Linked DNA regions of Mus musculus: regions 2 and 3 are each linked to region 1. The links are chromatin loops, found by intact Hi-C in ENCODE. Cell type or tissue: heart. All regions are shown on one strand. Links, peaks and the distances in the headings refer to the core of each region. The heading gives the core; the rest is flanking DNA.

The links. Hi-C counts contacts between places; a loop is a spot of excess contacts. Peaks named below come from ENCODE experiments on the same cell type or tissue, not always from the same donor. Only the 100,000 strongest peaks of a DNase experiment are listed, where the experiment ranks them.
Region 2: a loop joins it to region 1, with 4 times the contacts of the local background. A loop is called at or near these places in 19 of 42 quality-filtered maps.
Region 3: it touches region 1 in a loop (4-fold over the local background); 8 of 42 quality-filtered maps call a loop at or near these places.

Annotation. Positions count from the first base shown.
Region 1 is chr17:23,847,367-23,857,625 of GRCm38, forward strand. Prss32 (protease, serine 32) reads left to right here and starts at 6,406. Exons shown (of 5, transcript NM_027220.2): 1 at 6,406-6,560; 2 at 7,013-7,175; 3 at 8,605-8,885; 4 at 9,873-10,036. The coding sequence starts at 6,431. In heart, for the core only: CTCF peaks have their summits at 2,878 (motif pointing left), 4,166 (motif pointing right), 6,120 (motif pointing left) and 7,970 (motif pointing right); no DNase peak of the experiment used is centred there; H3K27ac peaks cover 199 bases.
Region 2 is chr17:23,769,073-23,779,331 of GRCm38, forward strand. It overlaps Flywch1 (FLYWCH-type zinc finger 1), which reads right to left and starts at 2,530. Exons shown (of 8, transcript NM_001357994.1): 1 at 2,343-2,530. Flywch2 (FLYWCH family member 2) reads right to left here. Exons shown (of 3, transcript NM_029798.4): 3 at 7,844-8,027. The coding sequence ends at 7,930. In heart, for the core only: a CTCF peak has its summit at 5,176; DNase peaks (open chromatin) are centred at 2,609 and 5,209; H3K4me3 peaks cover 1,957 bases; H3K27ac peaks cover 1,265 bases.
Region 3 is chr17:23,745,182-23,755,440 of GRCm38, forward strand. Flywch1 (FLYWCH-type zinc finger 1) reads right to left here. Exons shown (of 8, transcript NM_001357994.1): 8 at 7,614-8,682. The coding sequence ends at 8,660. 9530082P21Rik (RIKEN cDNA 9530082P21 gene) reads left to right here and starts at 4,055. Exons shown (of 3, transcript NR_015472.2): 1 at 4,055-4,529; 2 at 4,620-4,918; 3 at 6,497-8,884. It overlaps Kremen2 (kringle containing transmembrane protein 2), which reads right to left and starts at 648. Exons shown (of 10, transcript NM_028416.2): 1 at 558-648. In heart, for the core only: CTCF peaks have their summits at 1,401 and 3,911 (motif pointing right); DNase peaks (open chromatin) are centred at 1,330, 4,040 and 4,790; H3K4me3 peaks cover 1,221 bases; H3K27me3 peaks cover 2,681 bases.

The DNA of each region.
Region 1 (10,259 bases), core at 646-8,645:
AGTACAGTTTGGATAGAAGTTTCCTGATATAGTGCAATTCTGTGTGCACAATGAGGTATAATTACCTTGAAACTCTTCTCGAAGTACGGTATTTCTTCCATGAAGATGGGCTCTAGAGATAGGCTACATGTGTTACCTTAAGGGCTTGGGGAGTATCTGGTGTGGTCTGGATCATACAGAGGGCACACAGGTCACCTAGGCTATTAACTATCTCCAGTCCTGCTTGTGAGAGCCTGGGGGACCCATGTAGAGCCCTACATGATACCACCGGGGTCATCTAGGCTATGGGCCACTGAAGTGGAAATTTCTGATTTCTTTGGAGACTCAGTTGTGTCATGTGATGCTTTTCTGGAAGTTGTCTTGTGAGAGGGTGTTTTGCTGCAGCAGACACTTGAAAGGATGTGTGATGTTTGGAAAGAGTCTAAGTAGAACCCCACAGACTGTGAGTGACACTCTTGCACTGGTATGCCTTGCAACACTTGCTGGTCTTCAGATCTTCGCTTGTCATGACTGTGCAGAGATAAACGCACCACAGAATTTCTGGTGGCGTGCTGGCTGCTTCTTGCCGTGGTGCCGATTTGGCAGAGCCTCTCGAGTTCTGCTGGGTTGAGCGGCTACTATTGATTTGTATTTGGGGTTCACTATTGTCTTGTATTGTATTGTATTGTATTTGGGGTTCACTATTGGACTGGACTGCTGACAAGGATTGGAATTGCCCCAAAGAACTATTTCTGAACAGGTCCAGAACTCCCATTTCCTATTAACATGCCTTTGCTCCTACCTCTGGTGAGAGGTTGATGTGTTTAAGAACCCTTATTAAAGTAGGTTTTGGGAAAAATCTAAGCCTACAGGTCACCTCCATTGAAATGAGGCTATTTATCTCTGTAGTGGTTTAATTAAATATGACCCTCTATATACTCGTGTGTTTGAATTTTTGGCCCATAGGGAATGGCACTATTAGTGGGTGTGGCCTTGTTGGAGCAGGTGTGGTCTTGTTGGAGGAAGTGTGTCACTGTGGGGGTGGGCTTTGAGGTCTCTTATGCTGAAGCTATGCCCAGTGTGGCACAGTCTCCCATTGCTGAGGATCAAGATGCAGAACTCTCAGATCCTTCTCCAGTACCATGTCTGCCTGTATGGAACCATGACTCCCACTATGATGATAATAGATTAAACTTCTGAAACTGTACACTAGCCCCAAGTAAATATCCTTTATAAGAGTTGCTGTGGTCATGGCGTCTCTTCACAGCAATGAAACCTTAACTAAGACATTTTCTTCTGTTGAAGAGACAATTCTATGTGTTTAACATTCCTGATTTTTCTAGTACTTATTGGTGAGCACAAGGACGTCTATGTTCCCAACACACAGCAACATAAAGAAACTAGGACAGCAACCCAAAGATCTAGGGATAGATTAGCTGTAGAAGATGTGCCTAGCATAACCCTCAGTACTGCAAAAAGAAAAGAAAAAGAATGAAGAAAATTGAGCTAAAACATGAACAGCACTCTTTGGGGGTGGGTCTCCTAAATTTCTCTTTAAAAAGGGATTTTTTTTTTTTAATTTTGGTTTTTCTGTAGTCCAGGCTTTATTGAAACTCTTTCTGTTGACCAGGCTGGCCTCCAACTCATAGTGCTGGGATTAAACATCATCCCTGCTTGGCTTCCCTTAGAAAGACTGTACACATCAGACAATAGTGATGAGACCCTAAGGATGTGACTAGAAATGTGAGCTGTAACTTCTAGCTAAAGCACTTCAGCAGAAGAGATGAATGGTAAAGCAGACCTAGCTAATGAAGAAAGGCTTAAGAGGAGCAGAGGTGAGGACTGTGGGGCTGAGATATTGGAGCAAAAGGAGAGTATGGAACATTAGCTCTGCATTTGCAGCATTTTCAAGTCTGGAGTCAGGGCTGGAGTCTCTTCCTATTGTTATAGTAATATGTAATAAATGCTTTCCACAATAAAACCTGGGCAGATGATGGCTCAGGCAATACAGTGATGGCTAATCTTGGTTGTCAACTTGATGAAATTTAGAGTCAATAAGTCCAAACAGTTGGGCACACTTGTGGGGGATTTGAGGTGGGACGGAATAACCTGGAAATCTGGACCATACCTTCTGGTGGCAGCCTACTTAAGAAAGCTCTTGCTTTTGCCTGCTTGTCCTCTGTGGCAAGTTCATCTATCCCGATGCTGTTGTGTTCCTTTGCTGATATTAATACCTGCTTCTTCAGGACGCTAACAGACTAAAGACCAGTTGAGACATCCATCTTCATGGACCGAATAACTGCTGGATTCTTGGTCTTCCTTTTGAGAGACTATAATTATTGGACTAGTCAGGCCACAGCTTGTAAGCCACTTTAATAATCTTCTTTTAACACACATGAGTGCACTCTCACCACACATACACACACCAGTTCTGCTTCTTCAGAGAACCCTGATTAATACAGCTCTCCAGAACCCATGTAAGAAGCTGGTACAATGGCCTATGTCTGTAATCCCAGGGCTAGAGGCATAGACATGAGCATCCCTGGGTCTTACTGATCCGGTAGTTTAGCTAAGTCAGTGAGCTCTTTTCTCAGAAAAGAAGGTGGAGAGCAATTGAGGGAGACACCCAGTGCCAACCTCTAGTCTCCACACATATGTGTACTCACATGTGTTCTCATCCATACATATAAATGCACAACACACTCAAATATATACACATGCGTTCACACACACATTTTTTTCCATGACAGTGTTAGTTGGGTGACAGAGATGGCTCAGTGGCTAAGAGAACTTGCTATTCTTGTGGAGGACCAGAGTTTGGTTCTCAATATCCACATTATAACTTAAAACCATCTGTACCTCTAGTTCCAGAGGATCTGGCACCCTCTTCTGGCAGCCAGAGGTATCAGGCACACAAACAGTGCTCATACATACCTGCAAGCAAAACACTCATGCACAAAAAAACCAATAAATTTAAAAAAAATTGTTAAACTAAAATAAAGGGTTTGAAAAATCCGAACAGCAAGCCAGGCTCTAGGACCCCCCATCCTGTTACAAAGCAGAGTGTGTTGAAGGCCTGTACAGGCCAGCTGTCTGTGTCAGGGAGGTATCCTAGGTTGTGAGGTCTAACGAGGGAGAAGCATGTGTTGGTTATTCCCAGAGCAACGCTTGTTGAAATAAGGAACAAGGTGGACATGCCTGGGAAGGAGGGGTCTACAGCTCCCTGCCATCCTGTTAAACCCTCCAGAGGCCCAGGGATATTTACCAGTACTGCACCCAGCAGGGAACCAGGTACCTGAAACACAGAAACGCTTGTGGATAGGTGTGAGACCTAAGGACCAGAGATTAACAGGATAGGCATTGGCTCTGGTCTTGGAGGAATTCTCCAACACAACTGCTTTTTCCTAATCCCCACTTTCCCTGCTGCCTCGTCCCTTCCCCCCTCCTCGTTCCCTTTCTTCCCTCCCCTTTCCTAGGGAGTATTGTATGACTTTTCCTGGGAAAGAAAATAACAGATCGGCCTATTCATCCAGACGGGACACCAATAACAGACACAGAGGTTCAGCCCACGTGTAGCCCAGTGAACGAGTGGGTTGATATGGGGGCTACTGATTAGAACATGGGTCACTCAAGGCAGCTGCATCACCGGAAGTACACACTAGATGAGAATGATTCAAAGTACAGGCAGCTCTGCCAGCAATGCACTCTGTCCTCTCAGAGTTCACTAACTGCTTTTATAACCCAAGGGAGGGCCTTTAGGAATCTTATCTGCAGTTCTTTGAGCACTTCCCTCGTGTGTGTGTGTGTGTGTGTGTGTGTGTGTGCGCATGCGCGCGTTGTCTACTTTATTTATTTATCACCCTTGCTTCCTTCTTTCCTTCCTTCCTTTCTTTTTTTTTTTTTTTTAAAGATTTATTTATTTATTATATGTAAGTACACTGTAGCTGTCTTCAGACACTCCAGAAGAGGGAGTCAGATCTCGTTACAGATGGTTGTGAGCCACCATGTGGTTGCTGGGATTTGAACTCCGGACCTTCGGAAGAGCAGTCGGGTGCTCTTACCCACTGAGCCATCTCACCAGCCCCTTTCCTTCCTTTCTTAAAGATTTATTTATTTCTGTTTTATATGTTTGAGAGTTTTTCCTGCATGGATCTAAGTGCATCACACGCATGCAGTACCCACAGAGGCCAGAAGAGGGCATCAGATCCCCAGAACTAAGGTTACAGATGATTGTGAGCAGCCATGTTTTCGGAATCCAAGCCTGTTCCTTAACAATAGCACTAAGTGCTCTTAAGCAGAGCGTCTCTCCGGCTCTCTACCCCCGTTTGTTTATTTTGAGACAGACTCTTTGGAGCCTGGGGCTTGCTGATGAGACTTGACTGGCCAGCAACCTCCAGTAATCTGTCTTTGCTTCCCTAGCAGACTACAAGAGCATGCCATCAGGCCTAGCTAGCCAGTACAGAAAGCATTTAACTGGGGGCTAGCTTATAGTTTCAGAGGATTAGCCCATGATCATCATGATGGAAGATAGGCAGGCATGGTTCTAGACAGTAGCTGAGAGCTTTATATCCTGATGCACAGGCAGCAGGCTGAGAGACATTGGCCTGGTGTGGACTATTGAAACCTCAACGTCTGCAGAGACTAAAGGAAAGGCCATCCAGAGACTGTCCTATCTGGGGATTCATCCCATACACAGTTACCAAACATAGACACTATTGTGGATGCCAAGAAGTACATGTTGAAAAGAGCCTGATATGATTGTCAGATATACCCTGCCAGAGCCTTACAAATACAGAAGTGGATGCTCACAGCCAACCATTGAACTGAGCGCAGGGTCCCCAATAGAGGAGTTAGAGAAAGGACTGAAGGAGTTGAAGGGATTTGCAACCCCACAGGAAGAACAACAATATCAACCAACCAGTCCCCCAGAACTCCCAGGGACTAGGACATCAACAAAGGAGTACACATGGCTCCAGCTGCATATGTTGCAGAGGATGGCTTTGTCATGAGTCAATGGGAGGGGAGGTCCTTGGTCCTATGAAAGCTTGATAGATGCCCCAGTGTAGGGGAATCAAGGGCTTGGAGGTGGGAGTGGGTGGGTGGGTGGAGGAACACTCTCATAGAAGCAGGGGAAGGGAGAATGGGATAGGGAGTTTTGGGTAGGGGGAACCGGGAAAGGGGATAACATTTGAAATATAAATAAAGAAAATATCCTGCTGGGCGTGGTGGCGCACACCTTTAATCTCAGCACTCGAGGCCAGCCTGGTCTACAAAGCGAGTTCCAGGACAGCCAGGGCTACACAGAGAAACCCTGTCTCGAAAAATCTAAATAAATAAATAAATAAATAAATGAATAAATAAATAAATAAATAAATAAATAAATAGAAAAAATAAAGAAAATATACAATTAAAAAAAAAAGCAACTTCAGCACCCACCCCATGGGATGTGGCACACCTCTTCTAACAAGGCCACACCTCCTAGTTCTTCTCAAATAGTTCTACCAACTGGAGACCAAGCATTCAAATATATGAGCCTAAGGGAGGTGAGGGGGGCATTCTCATTCAAACCACCATAAACTCAAACTCAGTATTGTAGCCTAGCTCTGAACTTTCGACTCAATTGTCTCTACCTCCTGAGCCCTGGAACTGCAGGTGTGTGCTACACCAGCTCATCTGGTTTATGCAGGTACTGGGGATCAAGCGCGGAGCTTTGTGCATGCAGGCAGGTACTCTAGCAACTGACCTATAGCCTAAGCCCTTGTTTTCTTTATTTTAAATTATAAATATATTGGTGAACACATTGCACACAGGATGGAGATGGATGTGGAGACTTTAATATTGGATAAGATGGGGTCTGGGACTGAAGCATAAAGCGACACTGCAGCTGGCGAAGTAATTACTGTGTACAGTTTCCATTTCAGTGGGGGCATCTGGGTGTTTGAAGGCCAGTGAGCCTTTCTGGGAACAATCCTTTTTGAAAGGAGTTGCCTAGAGACTGAGTGAAGGGCAGCCAACAGAAGAGAAGTTTCTAGAGAAGACAAATACCACAGGAGTCTGAAAGGATGTCCACATGCCTCATCCTCCAGCCCAATGCTGGCATGCCCTTCTGCCTAGAGCTAGGCCCATGGCTGCCCTCTGGTGGACAGCGATGGACACGAAGGCTCCCGAGGGTGCCAGGCATACTATACAATGATTCTGCATCAATGAAAGTTGAGGGCCGTGGATGCTGCGGTTCCTGGATCAGGAAGGGGAGGACCAGAGGACCCCAGAGCATGAAGCATGTAGGGAAGTCAGGGTCTCTGTGCCCAGGGACAGTGGACATGTGAGGCCTCTCCCAAGGCTGCAGGGCAGGTGTGGAGGCTGAGCCCCACCCCAGGGCAAGTCCTGAAACCACACCAGAGCTGCAGTCCCTCTTCCTCTTCCTGGAGTATTTGGCCCCAGCAGGTGTACCATGGAGCTGGCTCTGCCTGCCATCCTATTTACCTTCTTTCCTGGAGTTCTTCTGGGGAGTGAGGTCCTCCCAACCGACTCTGACAGCCCGTCTACCACGACAGGCAGGAGGAGCATTGACTTGGACTCAGGTGAGGTGGTGTATGGGGAACGGGAGCTTCGGGAAGATACGTAGAATGCAGGTTTTGTTGTTTGGGTGGCTTTTTTGTTTGTTTTGTTTTTAGTTTTATTCTGTTTCTTTTAGTTTTGATTCCTGGTCTCATTGTAGCTCAGGCTGGCCTCCATTTTACTGCATAGTTGAAGCTGACCTTGAACTCCTGATCCTCCTGATTCAGTCTTCAGGTGCTGGGATTACAGGAAGGAGGCAGCAGAATTATAGGTTTGGAGGCAGACCCAGAGAGCTGTTTGATCCTGGCTCCTTCTGGCCTTATACTAGGCAGGTGCTATTAGGCACCAGGTACCTGAGACATCCTCTGGCCCACACTGGTCAAGCTCCCAGGGGCTGTGACAAACGAGCCAGGTTTGAGGGTATAGAGAAGGGCAGAATAGCCATGTATCACCCAATCCTACTGATTCCTTGCAGTGTGTGGACGTCCCAGGACATCAGGCCGCATCGTGTCAGGACAAGATGCCCAGCTGGGCCGGTGGCCTTGGCAGGTCAGCGTGCGGGAGAATGGGGCGCACGTGTGTGGGGGATCTCTGATTGCTGAGGACTGGGTGTTGACTGCTGCCCATTGCTTCAACCAGTGAGTGTCTCCCTATGGGTCACGTGGGCTGGGGCCTGTTGGATTTCCCTACATTCCTTTCAGATGACTTCATTTCTCCATTTGAACCATAGCTCCTGCCTACTATGGCAGGAGATGAGGCAGGGTCATGCCATTTTATATCTCAGTTACCTGTCTTGTTATTCCTCAAAATCAACTCTTGTATAGAAGGGATGGCTCAGAGGGTAAGAGGGTTTGCTGCACAAGCAAGGTGACTTGAGTTTGAATCCCCTGCCCAAGTTAGTGCAAACAGCCAAGTGTGGCTTATGCCTGGGGTGTATGTGGGAGCACGAGGCTCTCTGGGGACTGCTGACTTCCAGTACAGTTCTAGGTTATGTGGAAAACCCCGTCTCAAGGCTAAGAGTAATAGAGCAGGGTATCTGATGTTACCCTATGCTTTCTGTACACGCCTAGGAACCTGTGTACCCACTGACATACTGACATGCAGACACACACGGTGGGGGGGGGACAGTTACTAAATCAGCCCTTGAGAACCCAAGGTCTTTGTGTATGTATGTGAGCATATGTGAAGTATGTGGCCATGAGTGTTTGAATGTGGGCACAGACATGCCACAGTGCATGTGTGACAGTCAGAGGACACCCTCAGGGGTCACTCCTTATCTTTCACTTTTCTTTTTTGTTATTGTTACTGTTGGTTTTTATTATTTATTTATTTATTTATTTATTTATTTATTTATTTATTTATTTATTTATTTATTTATTTTAAATGTATATGTACAGAGTGTTCTCTTTAATATGTGTAAGTGTTCTGCCTGTAGGCCAGAAGAGGGCACCAGCTTCATTACAGATGGTTGTGAGCCACCTGTGGCTGTTGGGAATTGAACTCAGGTCCTCTAGAAGAGCAGTCACTGCTCTCAACTGATGAGCCATCTCTCCAGCCCTCACCTTGCTTTTTGAGACCAGGCTTCTCTTTTTGTCCACAGCTGTATTTACCGGGCTAGTTGGTCAGGAGCTTTTATTAACTCTCCTGTCTTCACTTCCCGCTTCTCCATAGGGACAGACTGGGGTTGTAGATTTGCACACCACTGGGCCTGGCTTATTCACTGGGTTGTGGAGATCCAAACTGAAGTTTTTATGCTTGTACTGTAAGCGTTCTTACACGTTGACCCATCGGTCTAGGTTCCAAGAATCCAAGGTCTCAAATAGACTGCTCAATAGCCAGGGGCCTTTGGATGGGTGACTTGACTTTCCTAGCTCTGTTCTGCACCTGAAAAATGGAGGAAGTGATGGCAGATTTATGGGTTACAATGATCATTAATGGTGGTCATTAAAGGCGGTGCTTGGCATTGCTTTGGTGTGCTTAGCTCTCAGAAAAGCCCAGTAGCAGTATTAGAGTCTCTGCATAAAGACTGTCTTTCATTTTCATCCACCAACCTCCCCCTTCTCCCAGGGGCCAGTCCCTGTCTATCTACACAGTACTGCTGGGTACCATCTCCTCCTACCCTGAGGACAATGAGCCGAAGGAGCTGAGAGCTGTGGCCCAGTTTATCAAGCACCCAAGCTATTCAGCGGACGAGCACAGCAGTGGAGACATTGCCCTGGTGCAGCTGGCTTCACCCATCTCCTTCAATGACTACATGCTTCCAGTCTGCCTCCCGAAACCTGGCGACCCCCTGGATCCTGGCACCATGTGCTGGGTCACTGGCTGGGGACACATTGGCACAAATCAACGTAAGGATGTTTGGAGCTGGTGGCAGGGTAGCCAGTCTTGACACCTTTCCTAGGGCCAGTCCCCACCCTCAGACAGGACCCATATGGAGTCTTTGCAAAGAATGCCCATTACAGAGGGTGCATTAAAACACTGCCACAACAGCTCATCACCAGCTGGCTACTGCCAGCTCCCAGATGTCCTCCTAGCATCTAATAACCAGAAGGATAGTGTTACATCCAGCAATGGGTAAGAGATGCCAACTGGGCCTGCATCACAACCTTCCTGTCATCTTTGCTGCCAAGGCCCTTGTGGACAGTGCTTACCAGGAGTTCATTTTTGACTGAGCAGCCTTCACTATCTAATGGGGTCCCTGCTCTTCCTCTGGTCAGTGAGTTCTCTAGAGTGCTGACCCAGTGGGGTTAAGGCTGGAGGTGCACAGCATGATGCTTTTAAAGGCATTTCCATTTCCAACTGTCATCTGCATGGCCCTCATCTCTGTTGTCATTTCTGCGATCTCATCTTGATTTAGTGTCCTGAGGCGGAGGGTAAATCAGATAGGTGGTCACTCTCACTCAGTTCAGGAGACCAGAAGCTTGAAATTAAGGTATTATCTGGGCCTCAAACCTTTTGGGGTTCTAGGGAGGGCCCCTCTTTGCCTCTCAACATCTGCCAGTGCTATGCGATCCTGGCCTCTTAGCCACAATACTCTAGTCTTAGCCTTGGGGTCCACAAAGACCTCCACTGCCATGTGTCTCCCCAGATCTCCTCTCTGTGTCTGTTAAAGGTTCTCATCTTGATCTCCCAGGTTGGGATGTGAAGCTGTCTATGTGCTCAGATGCCACCCCACCCAGATACACATTTGCAAAGCTTTTCAGGGCCTCATGTGGGGAAACAGGCCCTGAGCAAAGAAGCAGAAGAAATGACCCCCGTCACAGGGTTCAGTTAGACGTGTGGAGCTAGGAGGCGACGGAGTGTCCTCTTCTAACTCTGCTCTCTCCCAACCCCAGCGCTCCCACCACCCTTTACCCTGCAGGAGTTGCAGGTGCCTCTCATTGATGCTGAGACCTGCAATACCTACTACCAGGAGAACTCCATTCCCGGCACGGAGCCAGTCATCCTTGAAGGCATGCTGTGTGCTGGTTTCCAGGAAGGCAAGAAGGATGCTTGTAATGTGAGTCAGACACATCCAGACAGTGCCACCTCACCAGCAACCCAGAGGGCAGGCAGGGTGCTCCTCTCCCCTCCACACCAAGAAACTTTCAGGAGGGTTGGGCATCTTAACAACAGTGTGTGTGCATGCGTGGGCACACACACACACACACACACACTTCAAAAAGTTATCCCAGATGTTGTCTCCCTTCCAAATATTTTATAAGCACAATCATAGGGCTGGG
Region 2 (10,259 bases), core at 816-8,815, 78 kb before region 1:
GTGAGTGAGATTCATCCATGTGCATAAAGCATTCACAAGTCCAGTTCCTCACCCAAGCTCAGCGGGGTCCTGAGCAAAGGAAAAAGGAGGCCCTGTTGTCTATTAAAAAAAAAAAGTCCTGAAGACAACAAGTATGGTAGCATATCCCTTTAATCCAGCAATGTGGAAGAGAGGCAGGAGGATCTCTGGTAGAGGCTAGCCTGGTTTATACAAGGAATTTCAGGCCTGTCAGGGCAATACAGTGAGACCCTACCACAACCAACCAACCAACCAATAAATAATAACCAAAAGAACCAAAAACCAAAAAAAAAACCCACCCCAAACAACAAAACCCTCCTGAGCTGGGCATAGTGGTTCACACCTATAATCTCTGTTACAGAGAGGCTGAGGCAGGAGGTCACTTGAGTCCAGGATCTCAAGACCATTTTAAATAGCATGACAAAATCTTGGCCTCAAACCATTTTTTTTTAATTAAAAATTTTTTTAAAGTAAGAAATGTTCTACATGATTTCAGTGGCTTCTCTCCCACCAGCCTCTTCCACGAGTCCTGAGACAGACAGAGCAGAGCACTCTACCTGGTTAATAAACCCTGTGGTTACAACACAGACTAGACACAGTACTCCTCAGCTTCCTTCCATCACACCCTGGGAGTCTGTGTGCAAGCATCACTCTGGGGACAGGAGAAGGTGGGAACAATCTCCAGACTTCTTTTTTTGTTGTTGGGGTTTGTTTGTTTGTTTGTTTGTTTTTTGGTTTTTCTGAGACAGGGTTTCTCTGTATAGCCCTGGCTGTCCTGGAACTCACTTTGCAGACCAGGCTGGCCTGGAACTCAGAAATCCGCCTGTCTCTGCCTCCCAAGTGCTGGGATTAAAGGCGTGAGCCACCACCGCCCGGCATCTCCAGACTTCTAATGTGGAGTTTCACAAGCTCTGCACTGGTGCCATTCTAGACCTGATCTCATTTCCCTGGGATGGGCAGGGTACGATGTTTATTGGCACCTTTGGGCTTTATGTACTAAATAAAACCCACTACCACCTCTTTTCTCAAGTCACCGGGGAACCAATACTCCTGGTGGAGAGGAGGGATGGGACAGTGAACTGAGGATACTGTTCCAAAGCGATTCAGCAATGCAGACGCTGCAGCAGGACATGGTGATACATACCTTTAATTCCAGCACTCAGGAGGCAGGGGGTGGAGGAGCTCTGTGAATTTGAGGCCCACCTGAAGCCCACAGATGAGGGCTACATAGAAAAACCCTGTCTTGAAACAAACAAACAAAAAGGAATAAGGCAGAGAGTGATAAACAGCCTTGTGTATGCATGCACAGAGACACACAAACACACACTCAGAATGATAAGGAAAACCCACATGAGATGTGGGAAGCCAACTGATAGATTTCCGCAATCCTCCTAGATGAGAATCTTGGCTAGACGGATTCCTTTACCTAACAATTCAGCTTCACATCCCTCCCCCAGCAAAGCCATCTTCATCTGCATAAGTGAGCATGTATTATCAGCTCTCCTCTACTTCATATGCTGTTTTGTTCCCACAAGTCAGACTAGTGGCACTTGGGAGAACAATGAGATAAACATACCAGAAATCTAAACCAAGCCCCAGCAATGGTAAGGACCCTGGAAAGCAAAGAAGTTAAAAACAAAACATCATAACAAAAAGATCTTTCTTGGGGATGGTTATCTGATTGTAGAGTAAGGAGTAAAGGGGGGTTTAAAACTGTCAGATAAGCTAGGTCTTGAATCAATGGGTTAGCAAGTCAGTCATTTGGAATGGAATGGAACGGAACAGAAAGGAATGAATTAGAACACAGCCTAAATAGATCTGCGTCATGTGAGATTGGTAAGCGACTCTCTTTAAACTTGCGATTCACGAAATCTATCTTCAGGCACAGAATATACACATAAAACATCTTTCTCAGTCTAGAATGCGTCACAAAGTTTGAAAGCCACAATGGGCAACCTATAGTCTGAACGAGGAGGGGTAACAACCGGCAAAAAGTGCAAGGTCATTGGGACCTGCGGCCGCCAAGGATGGGCCGCGACGGAGGACAGAGCTGGATGGACATGCAATGGGTGGACACGGTTCAAGGAAGATGGGCGAATGTGTGGTCCCGGATTTAGAGGTGTTAAGATCGGTACAGGAGTCGAGTGGGTTGATGGAGAGATCAGGTAGAAAGGAGGCGCATCGTGGATGTCCGACAAAGAAGCACCCCATGCCCGAGCTACAGAGCTGGGGCCCCTCCCCAGCACCGGGCGCGACCCCAGGATAGCCGGACCAGGCATCGCTCCGCTGGTCCGACCCTCCCGCCCGCAGGGGCCCGTCCTCACCGACGGCAGCGGGCCCTGCCTCTCCGGCGGCTGAGCCACCCGATCCTTCGTGTGAGTGTCCGCCAACGCAGGCGCCGGCCTAGCAGCCGGGGCTGCTCTAGGAACCACGACCCCGCCGCCCGCTCCCGCCGCCAACTGCCCCCTGGGGAGCGAGCCCGTGCCCGCGCGCGCGCCCCCGCGAGACGCCTGCTTGGGAAGCCTAGAAACTACTAGCGAGCATGCGCAGCAGAGGCGCGGAGCCATTCCTGAGGCGGATACCACTTCTCCGGGTCTTCTCTGCGCAGTGTCAACTTGACACCCTAGCCAATCAGCATCAGGGGCGGGTCTACTAACAAGGAAGAAGGCGGGACAACCCATGGTCCCGCTACTGCATCCGGGAGGGCGGGGCGACAGGTGAATTTGTAGCAAGGATGCAGGCTGGGAGTCATCACTAAAAGGATGACAGCGCTATTGATAGAGAGAACAGGACTTTTATAGGATTTGACTGCATTCTTACGAAGTTGTAGCTTTGGCTTAAGTGCGTCTTTAGGCCTGTGACCTTCAGAACTTTCTTTTTTACATTTTAAGTATTTTATTTCTTTATTTTTTATTTTTATTTTTATTTTAAGACAGGGTTTCTCTCCGTAGCCCTGGCTGTCTTGGAATGCTCTCTATAGACCAGGCTGGCCTCAAACTCAGAGATCAGCCTGCCTCTGCCACCCTAGCACGGTGAGTACTGGGATCAAAGGCATGCGCCACTGCCACCCAGTTTTCTTCCTTCCTTCCTTTCTTTTTTATTTTTTAAAAAACATAACTCTGACATATTTTAAGTGTATTTTTAAAATGTATTTGGATGTTCTGTCTGCATGTGTATCTGTACACCATGTGCATTTCTGGTGCCTGTGGAGGCCAAAAGAGGGCATAGGATCTCCTGGAGTTGCCCAGAGTTATGAACCACCATGTGGGTGCTGGATATCAAGGCTGGGTCCTTTGGAAGCAGCCCAATGGTCTTCATAACTGAGCCAGTTCCAAAGAACATTCTTTTTTTTTTTTAAGATTTATTTATTTATTATATGTAAGTACACTGTAGCTGTCTTCAGACACTCCAGAAGAGGGCATCAGATTTCGTTACGGATAGTTGTGAGCCACCATGTGGTTGCTGGGATTTGAACTCTGGACCTTCGGAAGAGCAGTCGGCACTCTTAACCACTGAGCCATCTCGCCAGCCCTCCAAAGAACATTCTTATGCAGCACGTTGAAACCCTTAGATACCCCCCTCTCCCAATCCAGGACTATCTGAGATTTGAAATAGTGACAATAACAGATCGCATATTTAAATAAGAATCCAGGAGCTGAATGTGTGTGGCACAAATGAAACAGAAGCAAGAGAATCAGGAATTCAAGTCTTTCATCAGCTACATAGTGAATGTAAGGCAAGCCTGAGCTACATGAGACCCTGGGTTTTAAAAACAACAATATAGGTGAATAAGTAAGTAGAAGAGAAAGATAAGGGTTTTGGTTTTGGTTTTGGTTTCAGAAATCTAAAAGTTAAAAAACTTTTAACTTTTAGAGAGAAAATGGGAAGCCCTGTGTGGCGGGGCAAGCCTGTAAACTCAGAATTGCGGAGACAGAGGCAGGAGAATGAGGCCATCCTGGGCTACACAGCGAGTCCTGGAAGCTGATTCTTCATAGACTGTCTCCAAAAACAAACCGTTTTGAAAAGAAACACTGTTAGGTAGTGGCTCTCAACCTTCCTAAAGCCGTGACCCCTTAATACAGTTCCTCATACCGTGGTGACCCCCAACCATACGATTATTTTTGTTGCTACTTCCTAACTGTAATATTGCTAGTTATGAACCATAATGTAAATATTTTTGGAGATAGAGGTTTGTCAGGGAGGTTGTGACCCACAGGTTGAGAACCACTGCCTTAGCGATTCTCAGCACTTAAACAGCTCTTTACAGAGGACAAAATTCAGTTAGGAAATCTGACACCCTCTTTGGCCTCCTCTAAAATCAGGCATGTACATATTATAGACACATGCATGCAGGCAGATGCTCATACGCGTGAGATATCCTGTCTCAAATAGCTAACAAATAAGTAAATAAATAGACAGGCAGACAGATCTTTGAAAACAAACAAAATTGAGTGTGGTGGCCACATCTGCAATCCCATCCCTTGAGGATTTTGAGACAACCTCAAACACAGAATAATGCCAGTTTGGCCTGGTATGATGGTCCACATTTGGACTCCTAGCTACTTGGGAGGTAAGGGAAGAGTAATCAGGAGTTTGAGGACACAAGGAGCCCTGTTTTGAAAGCCGAAGTTTAAGAACAGGGATGGTGATGGCTCACCTGTAATCCCACTAATTGGGAGGCAGAAGCAGGAGGATTTCTCCCCCAGGGAGGACGCTTGCTCTGCCTTGAACCTCTTTCTTGCTTTTAACATAGCTGAAACCGTCCTGGGATTAGCAGGCTTCCACGGTTGCCTTGCTGTCCCTTCACCTCAGAGTTAATGCAGCACCCCGCACCCACAGGTCTACTGTTATCCACACATCTATTCTGTACATGAGCGGAACTATAAGCCCTCTGCAATATGATAATCTCAAATCTGGGCTCTCAGCTCTCCTTCCCATGCACTGTTTGCTCCTTATGGTCTTTACACTGAGAAATTCAGTAGCCCAAATAGACAGAGATTCCTTCCCTGGTAGTGTTAGTTTATGTAGTGTGGGAATGGGGCAGGAAGTGGGGGCAATAAATCTAATACACTATACGTGCAAGAAGCCACGTACCTTTAAGGAGCGAGCCCTTGCTCTGCCACTGCAGAACTGAGAGTGGTAATCCAGGACCGCACTCCAGGAGGCGCTCACAACCCGTGCTCTTTAGAGATGCTGGACCGGCGCGAGAGCGCGCCCCCATCTATGTAGTCACCAAAACAAGTGTGAGACAGAGTCCCTGAGTGAAGATTTAGGAGAACTGGATAGAGCGGGCCACTCTAGCCCATAGGCTAGATACATAGGCTGGAGTTTGCACACAAAGGTTAGGGTAGCCTTGTTCCTGTTGGGCTCCTCTTCTCCCTGGCTTCTCTCTAGTCATTCTCTCAACTCTGCCCTCAGGCTTGTGTGTGTGTGTGTGTGTGTGTGTGTGTGTGTGTGTGTGTGTCCCTGTGGGCGTGTCCCGTGTGTGGAGGCCAGAAGTCAAAATTGGGTGCTTTCCTCAATTGCGTTCCCTCTTATTTTTTGCACCTCGGTCTCTTACTGTCTGAAGCTTGTTGATTTGGCTAGACCGACTGCCAACATGCTGCAGAGATCTTCCTACCTATAGAGCCCTGGGGTTATAGGACCGAACCACAGCATCATGTTTTGTTTTGTTTCCTTTTTTGTTTTTTTAAGTTTTATTTTTATTCCGGGCGTGGTGGCGCACGCCTTTAATCCCAGCACTCGGGAGGCAGAGGCAGGCGGATTTCTGAGTTCGAGGCCAGCCTGGTCTACAAAGTGAGTTCCAGGACAGCCAGGGCTATACAGAGAAACCCTGTCTCAAAAAACCAAAAAAAAAAAAAAAAAGATTTATTTTTGTTTTTATATGAGTACACTGTAGCTGTCTTCAGACACACACCATTAGAGTGCATCAGACTCCATTACAGATGGTTGTGAGTCACCATGTGGTTGCAGGGAATTGAACTTAGGACCTCTAGAAGAGCAGTCTCTCCAGCCCTAAAATTTCTATTTTTTTTAAATTGGTAATTTTTTTTAATTTACATTTCAACTGTTATCCCCTTTCCCTGCCCCCAAACCCCTATCCCACACCCTCTCCCCCTGATTCTATGAGGGTGTTCCCCCACCCACTCACTCACCCACTTCCACCTCCCTGCCCTCGATTTCCTCTACACTGGGGCATCGAGCCTTCAGAACCAACGGCCTCTCCTCCCATTGATGCCCGACAAGGCCGTCCTCTGCTACATATGTAGCTGGGGCCATAGGTCCCTCCATGTGTGCTCCTTGGTGGTTTAGTCCTTGGGAGCTGGGGGGGGGGTGTCTGGTTGTTGTTCTTCCTATGGAGTTACAAACCCCTTCAGCTCCTTCAGTCCTTTATCTACCTCCTCCAATGGGGACTGCTAGAAATCAGTCCTCACAATTGAGCAGCAGAAACATTTGCCGACTGAGCAAGCTCCCTAACCTCAGGTCCTGTCCCATCACCTCAGTCTCCTAAATGCTGGGATAAAGGAATAACTACCACACCCTGCCCAGATCCACTGACCATCTGACAAAACCAGACAACCAAAAGCACACGGCAAAAGAGAAACCAAAGTGGACTCTATTTAAAAAGCAGAATTAGGACAAAAGAGCTAGCTTCCAGGATTGGAGCAGAACAGCAATATTACAAACAATAAGCCCTCATGGGGGTGGAGTAACCAGCCACTCCTGGTTAAGAGCACTGCTGCTCTTCCAAAGGACCCAGGTTCAATTCCCAGCAACCACATGTGGCTCATAATCTCCTGTGACTGTGCTTTCCGGGAACCTGAACACCCTCTCACCTCCAAAGGTGCTGCACGCACATACTATACAGACAGACAGACAGGCAAGATTAATAGAGGATATTTAAAATAAAAAACAACCCCACAGCCCTTGTAAAAGCAATACAGCAGAATGGCAGGAGAGAAGAGTTTCTGAGGCAGGCAGTTCTGAAGACATGTTTGGATCACAGGGCCTCTATAGCCTTCATTGAAAAAGATGATGTCTCTCATACCCAGAGTGGTTTTCAAAGAGTAAGGACTGTAAGTGAAAGAGCTGGAGGCCAAAGCCTTGGCCTTTGAATCTCTGAGAGTTCCCAACTTGGGGATTGGAAGGCATCTCTGCTTCCCTTTCTCTCCAGGCCGTGTGTGTGTGTGTGTGTGTGTGTGTGTGTGAGATCTCTTGGGTTACCTTGCACTCTTGTGAGGAGTCTGTGTAGATCCTTGACAAGTCAGGTGCAGCTCGTCCTTCCTCGGTCGGGAGGAGGCGGGGGCGCTGTGCCTGGGAGCCGCCAACACGAGGGCCTTCTAGAGGGCAGCCTTAAGTCAGGAAGGGCAGTAGCGCATGGTAACCGTGGTGCATTAGGATGGAGGGAATCTGAGGCCCCTTGTACAGGGAAGAGTCAGACAGGAGATTGGGTTGTCCTGGGTCCAGAGGAGGAGTTCTTGGTGCCCCATTTCAGGCTTCCAGCAGCACAAAGACTAGGGAACCACTTGGAGTTATGCCAAGAGTCCATTTTCTAGGCCAAGGGAGCCCAACCATGAGGCTAGGAGTTGGAGGCCTCAAGAGAGACTGCACCAGGTCTAATGGCTCAGGCCAGGCAAGTTTGGGATAGGACGGGAAGTCAGAAAGTTCTGTTTTACACCTACCTCAGCCAAGCAGTGGTGGTCCTTGAACTTGGAAGGCAGAGGCAGGCAGATCTGAGTTCGAGGCCTACATGGTCTACAGAGGGATTTCTCAATCCTATCTGGAAAAAAACAAAAACAAAAACAACAACAACAAAAACTACCCATGGTGGGAAATAGCACACAGCTTCTTTTATTTTCTCTCTTTGTTTCTTACTTATAAAAGTAGCTTATGCAACAGCAGTTGCCAAGGTTATGGGGAAGTGCTGGGGGCCTCAGGGAGCACAGTGGTCTCCTCTGAACTTGAAGAAGACACCCCTGACCCTCCATTGTCTTCTGGACCATCTGAATCTGGAAGAAAGAAAGATATGTCAGCTTGGTAACAGAACAAAGGAAGGCTGGCAAAGGCTAGCCCTGGGCTCCCACTCTTCTTCTGTAAGCTGAGGGCCACTCTCACCCTAGCTTCTTAGGGGTCAGTAAAGGGCCAGAAGTGTTTGTTAACTGACTTAGAAAACTGCCACAATGAGGACACTATTCCCAAAAAGTCACAAGTTCAGGGTCACAAACCTTTTTTGTCATTTCTAGGAAACAGCTGAGCAGGAAATGACTGAATAGCCACTACCATGGCCAGGGTTGGGGCAGAGACGGGGAGGCCTGCTTGCTCATAGCAACAGGACAGCAGGCTGTCCACTGATCAAGAACACCTGCCCTGCACAGCCCTGAAGGGGTGCCATCCCTCCTTTGCGTGTCATCTGGACAAGTGAGTTTTGTTCCAGTTCTCATAGAAGCCACCGCACTGCGGAGCCTGAAGTTACACAAGAAGCAAGACAAGGTCTTCCATGGTTGGAAGGGCCCCACATGATGTCTCTTGTGAGAAGATGGGTTTCCCAGCCAGAGTCCATCTCCTGTGCAGGTGGTCTCAGGTTGGTGACACTAAGATCAGCCTCCTATGGGGCTTCAAGCCCCCTTCCTCTACCCCTGTGCTGCTGAGAACCAGGTGGGCGGACAGGAACGCACCCAGAGAGGATTGACTAGTGGAAGCACTCACAAAGAGTTAGCTTACCAAGGTCTTTCTGGACTCCTCCATACTGCTTATGTTGTGGGTAGGAGGCTGAGGGTCCTTATGGTCCCCAAAGAACTCCAGGCTTGTAGCAATGGGCACTCCATCTTGGCTTGCCTGAGAGTTTAGCCCCTAATGTGGGGATGGGCAGTGTGACCATGTAACTCTATGACCTCAGGCCGTCCCATTAAGTTTCTCCCACTGCTGCAGGATTCCTTGAAGCCCATCTGACTGATGGTAGGTAGCACAGGGCTTCCCCTCCTTCCCCGTGCTGGTTGGGTGCATGGCTGATCCCCAGGGGCCTCCTGCGTAAAGGCAGAACATGGAAGCCCAGGACTACAGCTTTTCTCATCCCCAGATTCTCAGGGTCTGACAGGTGCTGCTTCTGTTGGGAAGAGATCAGTTCATTTACCTGACACTGAGTAACCCTAAAGGTGTATTCAAGTTACAGTATCTGCTGCCCCAAGCCTAGGGGCAAAGGGAAACTGCTAAAGATTGACCCCCAGCCACCCTTAAAGGTAAAAGTAATATGAATGGACAAGAGAGATAATGACAGAAATGTTCACATGGACAACAACCACACAGAGAACACTCACAGGAATGGATACAACATGTGCCCGCGCGCACACACACGCACACAAGGACACACAGGTTAGGGAACCTCCAGCTTCACCCAGGGAGGTGTCTTGTGCCCTCCCTGGGCCTCCAGGTGCTGTGGGCCTAGGACTCTCCTTCTAGCTCTAGTGACTTTGGGGACTATGTGTGCTGGCACTTCTGTGTATAAGTATGTCCTGTGGCCATCACCTCAGCCCCACCCACAAATGTCCCGACTGAGTACTCCAAGCTTGGCCACTTGCTGTTTTTCCCCCACTCCCTTGAACTCTCAGAGGATGCCTGCCAGCCTCTGGTGCTTGTCCCCAGCCAATCCATCTGCTGCTTGCCACCTCACTCCTCCCAGGGAGACCTGAGGAGACCACAGGGACGGGCATGGGGCTGCCTGAGCTGGGTGTAGAGAAAGGGACAGTTTGTTTTCACCACCCAGTCACAACAGAGGAAGTGCCACAGTCACGGTGGCGTGGCCAGGCTGCCCGTCCCCTCCCCGCATCAAGCCACTGTAAAGCAAGGGGAGAGGGTGCTGAGTTTTCCCAGTAAACCCCACGTCCTCTTGACCTGCAACTTTGAAGATTACTCCTTTGCTGCCTCCTGACAGTTCTCTGGAGCTCTGTTCTGTCCTTTGTGGAGGCTTTAGTGTAGGTGAGGCTGGAGCGGGAGAGAGGGTGGAGGAGGGGTCCCTACAGCTCCTGTTGGCCGTGAGTCCCCGAGTCCCCGTGCCTTGTGAGCACACAGATGCAAGTCTACAAACATGAGTAAACTGACTGGAGAAATGCAGGCACTTTTTGTTACTGGCTATGAAATGCTTGTGGAACATGTGGGTGGTGGAGCTCGGGCCTTAGGGAACACCCACATGTAGCCAAGACCTTGAGAGTGGTCAACAGCCTCCATCATGCAGTGCAGGGCAACAG
Region 3 (10,259 bases), core at 731-8,730, 100 kb before region 1:
AATACCTTCCCGGGATCTCTACCCGGCTGTCGCTCTTCAGGGGTCTCTAGGGAAGGTATCTGGCCGGAGGTGACTTCAGGCTCGGCTTTCTAGCTCTGGGTCCTGCCTGGGTCCCCACACTCACCCCATCGAACTGTGCCTTGCACCTTGAGACTCCCTCACCCAGGTTTCTAAAGCACTGCCTCCTGCCCCCCTTGTGTCCCTACAAGTCCCTCCCCTCTTGTCCCACACCCCCTAGGGAAGGCTGGAAGCCCCGCCTGCGACTGCAGCGCAGGCAGCAGGTCCAGACGCCTCCCACGCCTGATCCCCGGGACCCCCACCGTCCCAACACATGCCTCCCACCCTTTCTTCTTTCTTTTCCATGGTCGGTGTGGGTTCTATTGGGAGAGTATGGAGGGACACATACCAGGTTAACAGACCTCTAGAGGACCCTAACGGGAGAGTTACAGGGCTCCCTCCCACGACTGCACCCAGTCAAAAGGACACAGGCACCCAGATTTAAGTGCGCGCGCGCTCCCATTCAATCCATTCATTCATTGTAAGACGCTCACACGCACATTTTCCCGGAATCCTCACGCTTCTGTCTCCCCAGGTCCCGCCGCGGCTGGCTTGAATAAGAAAACGCCACTCCCTGACCCTGATCGCGGGAGACAGACAGGAATCGTGGACGCTTAGTCCACGACAGGCAGGGGCAGCTGGTGTCTGGGGAGGAAGGCAGCTGCGCCCCCGGTTCCAGCCCGCCCCCTCTCCCGTTTCCATTTCTTCCACTCCCTAGGACCCCAGCCCAGGCTCTCCGGAGCCTTGCCTTGGCGGAATTCCCCAAGCGGTGCCCCCCACCTGGAGGGGAGGGGGAGGGGAGCAGGCCCAGGCAAGCGTGGGGGGAAATTCCCCGCCCCCTCCCCCTGAGCCCGACTCCTCCGAGTCCTCTGATCTCCCAGTGCTGCCCCGGGGCTTGGGGGGAGGCCAGCGCAGGTGCGTGGGAGGGCGGGGGCGGGGACCCGGGGAGGGAGATGGGGGGGTGGGGGACTCTAGGCAGCCCTACCCTGTCCAGACCCCTTGCCCATCAGACCAGCCTGCCCACCCTTTACTAACTAACCTCTGTATACCTTGGACCCAGGTTGACTTGACCCAGCTCTGACCGTCCTGAGAGCGTTTGCCACCTAACACACGTCCTGAAGCAGATGGAGAAACAAGATTCACAGGGAGCATTCTGAGAGGCCCAAGTGTACGTGGCAGAGATCAAAGATTAGCTGTGGGAGCCCTACAGTTGTGTAGCTGGCGCCCCATGCGAAGGTTCTTGGGGCTACCACAAGTTGCGAGGGGGTGGAGGGAGTGCGATAGAGGTGGGGTATTCCAAGGAGACGGACTTGCTTTAGGTTGTAGGCTAGTGAGTGGCGCCTCCTCTGGCAGCTCGCTCAGCAGCCAAGATGAGGATCCAGCCGGGAGTCCCCCTCTTGTACTGACTCTACCAGAGCCCTCCAGATATCTAACAAGGACACTCCAAGAAGACCTGTCTGTCCTTCCCTTTCCACCGGAGGGCAAAAATGAATGTTGAAGCTCTGTAGTTTTCCCCTCACGTTTTATGTGAGGGTCAGTCCAGTGGAGGAAGAAGCGAAGAACACAAGTGAATGTCCATGATCTCATGCATGGCAGAGTTGGCCAACGAACAGTGGGCCTTAAAACAACTCTCCAGAGTTTAGGATGGATCTGCCCAGTCCTGTCTCCTGCAAAGGGACAAGGGAGAGAGATGGTATTCAGTTACCAGGCTGGGGACACTGAGTGGAAAGAGGAAGTGTGTTCCTGCCACAAGTTCCAGTCTGGGGTGGCTGAGGAACCTTTGAAAAGTAAGACAGGCCACATGCCCCGCACCACTAACACACACACTTCCCCAGCATTCCACACTCAGCCCTGTGCAGGCAGCAGCTTGTCAGCATTCCCATGGCCCTAGGGGAACATTTGCACCTCCCCATTCTGCAGGTCCATGAACTGGGGCTCAGAGGCCTTTGGCAACTATGGGCTCACTAGCTAGTCAGTGTTGGAGCCTGGTTTCAAGTAGAGTCTGCTCTAGGTGCTGGGCACTGACACCGTTGTTCCTATCACATCTTTGGGGTTCTCTAACTCCACAGAACCATGTGGCTAGGGAGGGACACCAGGTAGCTCTCTCTCTCTCTCTCTCTCTCTCTCTCTTTCTTTCTCTTGTTCTTTCTTTCTTTCTTTCTTTCTTTTTGTTTTTATTTATTTTTTTATTTTTTTCCAGTCAGGGTTTCTCTGTGTATCCCTGACTGTCCTGGAACTCACTTTGTAGACCAGGCTGGCTTTGAACTCAGAAATCCACCTGCCTCTGCCTCCCGAGTGCTGGGATTAAAGGCGTGTGCCACCACACCCAACAGCTCTCTCTTTAGAAAAAAAAATTATATATTTTTAGACAGGGTCTTACTTGTAGCCCTGCTGGACTAGAGCTTGCCATAATAGACCATGTTGGACTGGAACTCACAGTATTCCCCTGCCTCTGCCCCCTGCATGACAGAATTAAAAGTGTTGGCCACCATGCCCACCTTCTAGTTCTCTTTGTCCAGGACCATAAGTCCCATTACTTTCCCCACACCTCCACTGAGAGCTGCGATCCCACTGCAGGCTCCCTGGGAGAGCTTTTTCACAGCTGGAGAAACCAAAGTACTGAAAGTTAGTATAGGGTCACAGTGCCTAAGACCCTGACCCTGGTGAACAAAGAAGCTTCCTGATCTGTCACTACCTGCACATACTTGTTATGTGGCGACAGCAGAGAGACAAGAACAGAAAACTTGGACATGAGGGTGGGTGGCCTTTGCTTGTATTTCCTTGGAAGCACATGATATCAGGTTTGTCCAGCTCAAGGTGTGTGTGTGTGTGTGTGTGTGTAGAGAGAGACATTGGGTGGCATTACCCCAGGACATTTCCCAGGGTGCATTTGAGCCCATCAGAGTGAGGGTAGATGCCAATGCAGACTCAGCAAAAGGAACCCCACAATTCTCAGTTGGATATCCGGGTCTCTCAGCGGTGGCACGTGGTGTTCTGCATGCATGCCTGCTTTCACACTTCCCCTCCCCCACCTCAGAGTCTGCTTGTCTTTCTCACTTCCCGATAATTACACCTTCCTCTCTGAATCACACCTTCCTTGGTCATAGGTCATAAGTAAGACGTTGTGTAGGTGCCATTTGATGCTTTGGGTCTCAAAAGCCTACTGCTATACCATGTCCGTTTCCTCTGTCTGCACCACCACCTGGCCAACTGTGAGAGAGAGGGCTGCCTCAGTGTACTTCAGTGAGAAGTGAGAGGGCTGCCTCGGCTGCCTCAGTGTACGACGCTCACCTTTTTTTTTTTTAAAAAGATTTATTTATTTTATGTATATGGGTACACTGTAGCCGAACAGATGACTGTGAGCCATCATATGGTTGTTGGGAATTGAATTTTTAGGACCTCTGTCTGCTCCAGTCAACTCTGATCACTCAGTTCCTGCTCGCTCCAGCCCAAAGACTTTTATTATTATACATAAGTACACTCACTGTAGCTGTCGTCAGATCCCTTTGTCGGGTGGTTGTGAGCCACCATGTGGTTGCTGGGATTTGAAATCAGGAACTTCAGAAGGGCAGTCAGTGCTCTTACCCGCTGAGCCATATCACCAGTCCCACACTCACCTTCATTGTAACATAAGCTGCTGCTGGCTTGTCATAAGTGCTCACAGCCTGTCGGGGCTAGGGAACACTCAGCCATGGATACCCATGACTTTGTTCATCTAAATTTCTTGAGCTTCCTCTGCCTCAGTTTCCCTACTGGGATGCCACAGTTGGGGAAATATGTGTCCAGCAGTTTTGCAAGTCTTGCCTCTGGGAGGCACAGAGGGTAGCTACCTTTGCTATTTACATCTGCCTCCAGCCTCTAGGGGGTGCTAGAGAACTGTTTCCAGAGAACTCTCGGTGATTTATTGGAATTTGCCATTCTGGACTAGGTTGGTAATTCTGAGAGGTGGAGTCAGTTTGTCTGCTCCAGCCATAAAATTCTTCTGGAGGGGCCTCTCAGGAAGGGCGGCTACTGACCTGGGGCTATGGGTTATGCTGGTTCTTCGTTGCCCCTCCCTCACAGGAGGCCTGGGAAGGAAAGGTTTCACTTTCGAAGGATGAGATGGCTAAACAGAAAGGCCCTGTCCAGTCATTTGCAATCAGACTTCGCCTGGTGGTTGCTACACTGACTGACTTGAGGGGGTGTCAGGGGTGTGGGGACCTCTGGGAAGAAGATCCTGGAGACCCAACAGTAGTTGGTGAGGAACCACCATGACTTGGTTTCAGAGTCCGCTGGTTTGGAGCAGAAAGGTAGGAACTGTATCCTGCCCATTCTCTCGTCCTGCTTCCCCAGACCTCTGACTCTGTCTTCTCTTTCCGCAGGAAAATTACGGCACCAGCTGGGAGCTGCAAATGCCTGTGGGGGTCCCAGTTGCTGCTGGTGTCCTGGCCCTCCTGGCCCTCCTGGCGTTGGCTTACCATTGTCTCAAAGAGGTACCTTCCTTCTCCTGACTCCATGCCTCTGCCCACAGCCATCTCCTTAGAACCTTCTCCTCTCTTTCTCATGACTCTCTCTGTGCCCAGGCCTGGAGGTCCAGATGCCAGCAGCCCTTGCCATGAGGGCTGGAGGTGTCCTCAAACTGGAGAGAGCTACAGCTTGTCTTCATCCACAGCCCGGGTCAGGGCCAGCTGGCGACCCTCTCTTCAGAGCCTCATGGCCCTCTACAGCCTTCCCTACTGTCCCTCTGAAGACCCTACTGGTACCAGGACAGCCCCTCGGCTTTGGGTCTGAAGAGACCTCCGTGTTTCAGAGGAGGTCGTGGTATTGGCCAAGCACCCTGCACCTGTTAATGTGGATGAAGGATTGAATCCATGGGAGGAGGGTAATGTGGGGTGAGGGCTGGATCCTCATCCCTCGGGTGTCAGGCATGAGGGAGGGGACACACTAGCAGAACTGTCTGTTGTCTCTGGGTTGTGGCATCAAGGCTTTCTCTCCCCAGAGTCACCTCAAGAAGTCAAGGCCCTGGTTACTCCATCTTAGCAGTAGCCTGTTCCTCTGGGGGTGCGGTAGGGGTGACACTGTGACCCAAAGGGGAGCCATGGACTAGAAGCAAAAGCACAAGGCCCTCGCGAGTGGCCAATGAATGTCTCAGCAGGCAGAGGAAGCTATGTCTGACCTCCACTCCCCAAATCTCTGTCATTGCCCAGGCAGAGCTTTGGGGTCTCATGTCCCAGCTGGCTCCTTCCTGGGACCATGGCAAGGGCCACTGCAATCTCACCCTTTGTAGTCCCTGAGTTCTCTTGGCTGAGCCCAGGCACCAGAGAAGGCAGGGCCTACTGAAGCACATCAGGGGTCCCTGGCTGGTGAGCAGTAAGCCTGTGGAACTTTCTGGGTCAGGACACTGCTGCAGGCCCCCTGTGTCCACTGTGACCTGGACTCCTGAGATCACCCAGGATCACCTCATTATTTTTTTGCTGAGCTTCCCTGGGTCAGGGAGGGTGAATTAGTAATGGCAGGTTAGTTAGGCCATGGCAAGTCGAATCTGAAAGTGATTCCTGCCCCTGCTGATGCACAGGCTCACCAGCCAGTTCTCTGGAGTGTAGACGTAACCCTGCATGCACCAACACTCTTCTCTGACTATGTCACACTGTGTGGAGATGGTGGAGGGATTGATGCAGATTAATTATAGTCTCTAATTAATTAAACTGTCTCTGAGTTAAGTAAGAGATGGGGACAGGAACACTGGTGCATGCCTGTGGTCTAAGCTAAATGTGGCAGGTTGAGGCAGCAGAATGACTTGGGTCTAGGACTCAAGGTCAGCCTGGATAACAAAGCACTGCCTGGCCTTAACTCTCAGTGGGGTCTGCTATGTAGCTCAGGCAGGCGTGCAAATTGTTAGGTAGCCCCATCGGGCCTCATCTGAGATCCTCATACCTTGATTCCCTGAGTACTGGGACTATAGGCACATAGAATTTGAGACCTTGATTCTCAAAAACAAAAAAAACAAAAACAAAAACAAAAACAAAAAACAAACAAAAAAGATGCTGGTGATGAACCTAGAGGGCCTGATTTGGCCAGTGAACTGTCTGGAGTCTAGATTTCTGCCCATAGCTGCACAGGAGAGGATGAGCTACCAGCCTTAGTTAGGGGCTGCCACTTTGATTGAAGCTGTGTGTGCCTCCAGGCAAAGGACACTGTTCAGACCTCCCAGAGACCTGGTTCACCAAAGGCATGAGCTAATAACAGGGAGTGTTTGGCAGCTGATCTTGGTAAATTGTTCAAAGCAGTAGTGTGTGTTGGACAGGACAGGCTGGTGGGCTTGGGGGCAGTGTGGAGTGAGACCAGCGTGGACAGGGCACAAGTGTCTAGGGCTGCAGGAAAGCGTGCCAAGCCTCTAATACCCTCCTGTTTGGCAGGGGCCTCTGCCATGGTCAGGAAGGTCACACTGAGTCTATTACAGTCCTGCAGAATAAGAACAAGATTGGTCTCCCTGGAGTACTGGATATCTTCCCGAGCAAGAGGCTGTAGGCTGAGGCAAGTGGAGGAAGGCCTAAAGACCAAGTGGGCCCTGGAGACATCCTTAAGTACATCTCTGGTGTCTGGTCCTTAAGTGAGGTAATCACACCTGACACACACAGCCAGGGAGAGGACCCCATGGCAGGAACTGTGGAGTCTGCACTGGCGGGCTGAGGAGGGGCCTGAGGAGAAGTGGGTGTGGAAGCCTCCCGTTGCAAGGTGAGTAGTTGGTCTCCAGGTGAGATGGAAGTAGAGGGATGGAAATGTATATTAAATCCCACAGTTGCTGGGCAGTGGTGGCACATCCTTAACGCCAGCTCTCAGGAGGCAGAGGTAGGTGGATTTCAGTTTTAGGCCAGGTTGGTCTACAGAGTAAGTTTCAGGACAGCTACCTAGAAGGAGGACTACACAGAGAAACCATGTTTCATAAACCCAAATCAAACCCCACCATCGAGTTTTTACTTGAAATCCTTTCTCTCTACCTGGTGCTGAGATTACAGACATGTGCCCCAGAGGTGCTGGGAATCTGACTCAGGTCCTTATAGCTATGTAGTAAGCACTTTACTAAGTGGGCCGTTTCCCCAGCCTTCAGACTGTCTTTTTTTGACTGGAGACAAATCTCAGGTGGAGGCCCAGGATGGCTGGTAATCAGAGCCAGTTAATGACGAAGATGAAAAGTGGGGAGTTGCCTGCCCAGGAGGTGCCCAGCGTCTCAAGAGGCAAACCTGGCCTTTGCTTGGGATACCACTTTCATCTGTGGCTCTCACTTGGGGTACCGCTTCCATTTGTGGCTCACTTGGGGCACTGCTTCCATTTGTGGCTCACTATAACTCATTCTCATGAGCTCAGAAGAACTCAAGCTGAGAGGTAGTACATGGCCCACTCTTCAAGCCTTCCCCAGGGCTGGGGATAGCTCCTCAGCAGGTCCCCTCCAAGTCTTGATCTAGGCCAAGCAAACACCATTGCCCATGAGTTACCAACCAAATCCACAATGTCCCCAGCACTTGGCAGGCGGTATGTGGTTTGTGGCAGCGCAGACTATTACTGACACACAGCAGCTCTGTACCATGAGACTACACAGGGTTTATTGAGGGAATCAGATGAGCAGAAGACAGCGGCAGGCACCAGGCCATTACTATCCCACAGGGGTGGCTGTTCCACGGCTTGTTTGCTAAGGGAGAGGAGCATGCAGCTCTATGACATGATGAGGACAGCTCTGGCCAGGGTGCAGCACGCAGGAAATTCTGCCGTTCCTGGGGACATTAGAGTGCCACTGCTGGCATGGCTCCTGAGTCCTGCTAAACTCTTCTACAGGAGGTGGCTTTGATGCCATCTAACTGACCTGGTGCATCATGCGACACCAGGTGAGCAACCCTCAGTGGTGCCGCTGCCACTAGAGCATGCCTACATGGTGTCACCTCCTCCTGACATCTGGGCTGGCTCCCAAGAACTGTGGACACAGGTTTAAGTTGGGAAAGAACGCAGGGTGCCAAGTCTGCCAGGGAGGTAGAGCGAAGCCTTTAGCCTGTTCCGCTCTGCCACAGTCAGAGCTGGGTGAGCCTTAGCAAGCAGCAAGAGACTAAAGAGCAGGCAGGCCTCACACCTGCCCCTAAAAGATGCCACAAAGCAAAACAAACCCTGCTGTGACTTGCACTGTCTTCAGAGGGTGGCAAGAAGTTCCTGCACATATCCTGGCTTGGGGTGACTGCATTTTGCTGAACTTCATGGAGCGCACACGGGATCACGCCCACTGGAAAGCTCTGAGCAAGGCAGTGTGCTCTGAAAGCAGATGGTGCTGAGGCCTGGAGAGCAGAGCAGGGCAGAGGTATATCATCCAGACACAGTTCTCCACAGCTGTCTAAGGTCAGGATGGTAAGAGCAGCATGGGACAGGCCTGCAGGCCACCCATCCAGCTTGGTTACCACCCAAAGTCCAAGCACTCCTCCTGGGAGACCTCTGAGGAAATGTGACAGTCCTGGGTGCTTTGGAAGAGTTGTCATCAAGTGCATCTGAAGGATGGGAAACGCCTGCAAGGATGGGAAGCATTTGGGGTGCCAGCTGCTCCTCTGTTGCTCCAGAGAAGACTCACTTCAGCAGGACTGGCTGCTCAGTTTTTGCTCTTTGATTTTCCTGATGACAGAGAAATGTGCATCATTACAAAGGTTTATTTAAGCCAGGCATGGTGGTGCACACCTTTAATCCCAGCACTTGGGAGGCAGAGGCTGGTGGATCTTTGTTTATGGTTAGCCTGGTCTACAGAGTGAGTTCTAGGACAGCCAGGGCTATACAGAGAAACCCTGTCTCAAAAAATAAACAAACAAAACGCTAAAGGTATATTTACGGTCTCTGTGTGAGTTATTTTGGGTTTTTTTCGTTTGTATTTGTTTGCTGACTGTATCTCACTATACAGCTGAGGCAGGCTTGGAACTGACCATACAACTGGCCCAGGGAGTTGGTCTTGGCCTCTGTGGTGCTAGGTCTGCAGGCACGGCTAGTTCTTTTTTTTTTTTGGTTTTTTCAAGACAGGGTTTCTCTGTGTAGCTGGCTGTCCTGGAACTCACTTTGTAGACCAGGCTGGCCTCGAACTCAGAAATCCTCCTGCCTCTGCCTTCCGAGTGCTGGGATTAAAGGAGTGCGCCACCAGGCCTGGCTGGCACGGCTAGTCCTTTTCCTCAGCAAAGACAAAGCCTGTTCATTGCCTGGAGGCTGTCCTGAGATCCAGCAGACCTGTAGGTGGGGGTCTTTGTTATCTAATATATGGTCACAAATCACCCCTAAACAGCTTTTGGGATCAAAAATGTTAAGAGTGGCTGGGCTGGGTACTTCTGACTCACTGTGATGCTGAGGAACAACATCACAAGGACCACAGTCATTTAAGGGAGGAACCACTCCCACGACAGTTCCTGCTCTAATCTCTTCTTCAATCAGTTTTTGTAACCTGTGTCACTCTTGGGGTAGTTTTGTGGTTCTGGGTATTAAATGCAGGGTCTCACACATCCTAGGCAGGTGTTCTACCACTGAGCTGTATTTCCAGTTCCTCCCTCTAGTAATTCATTAAATAAATCACTGAAGTTGTTTTCATACCAATAAATGTTATCTGTAATAGCCTATGGCTGTTTTATTCATCATTTTATTAATTTATTGAGACAAGGTCTTTCTATGTAGACCAGGCTGGCCTTGAACTCATAGAAATCTGCCTGCCTCTCTCTCTGTGGCGATGGGATTAAAAGCATATGCCACTAAACCTAGTGTATTATTTTAATTTTTTTAAAGATTTATTTATTTATTTTATGTATACGAGTACACCATTGCTCTCTTCAAACATACCAGAAGAGGGCAACAGATCCCAGTACAGATGGCTGTGAGCCACCATGTGGTTGCTGGGAATTGAACTCAGAACCTCTGGAAGAGCAGTTAGTGCTCTTAACTGCTGAGCCATCTCTCCAACCCCCCCCCTTTTTTTTTTAAAGAGAAGGTTTCTCTGGATAGCTTTCGCTTTCCTGGAACTCACTCTGTAGACCAGGCTGGCCTTTAACTCAGAAATCTGCCTGCCTCTGCCTCCCAAGTGCTGGGATTAATGGCATGAGGCACTAACACTTTTTCCATGAAAACAAATTTTCCATGAAATAAAATTATTTACAAACTTTATGTATGTGGTACCTGTAGTCAAACACACAACATTATTTGCATTCTTTTGTGGTAGTCTA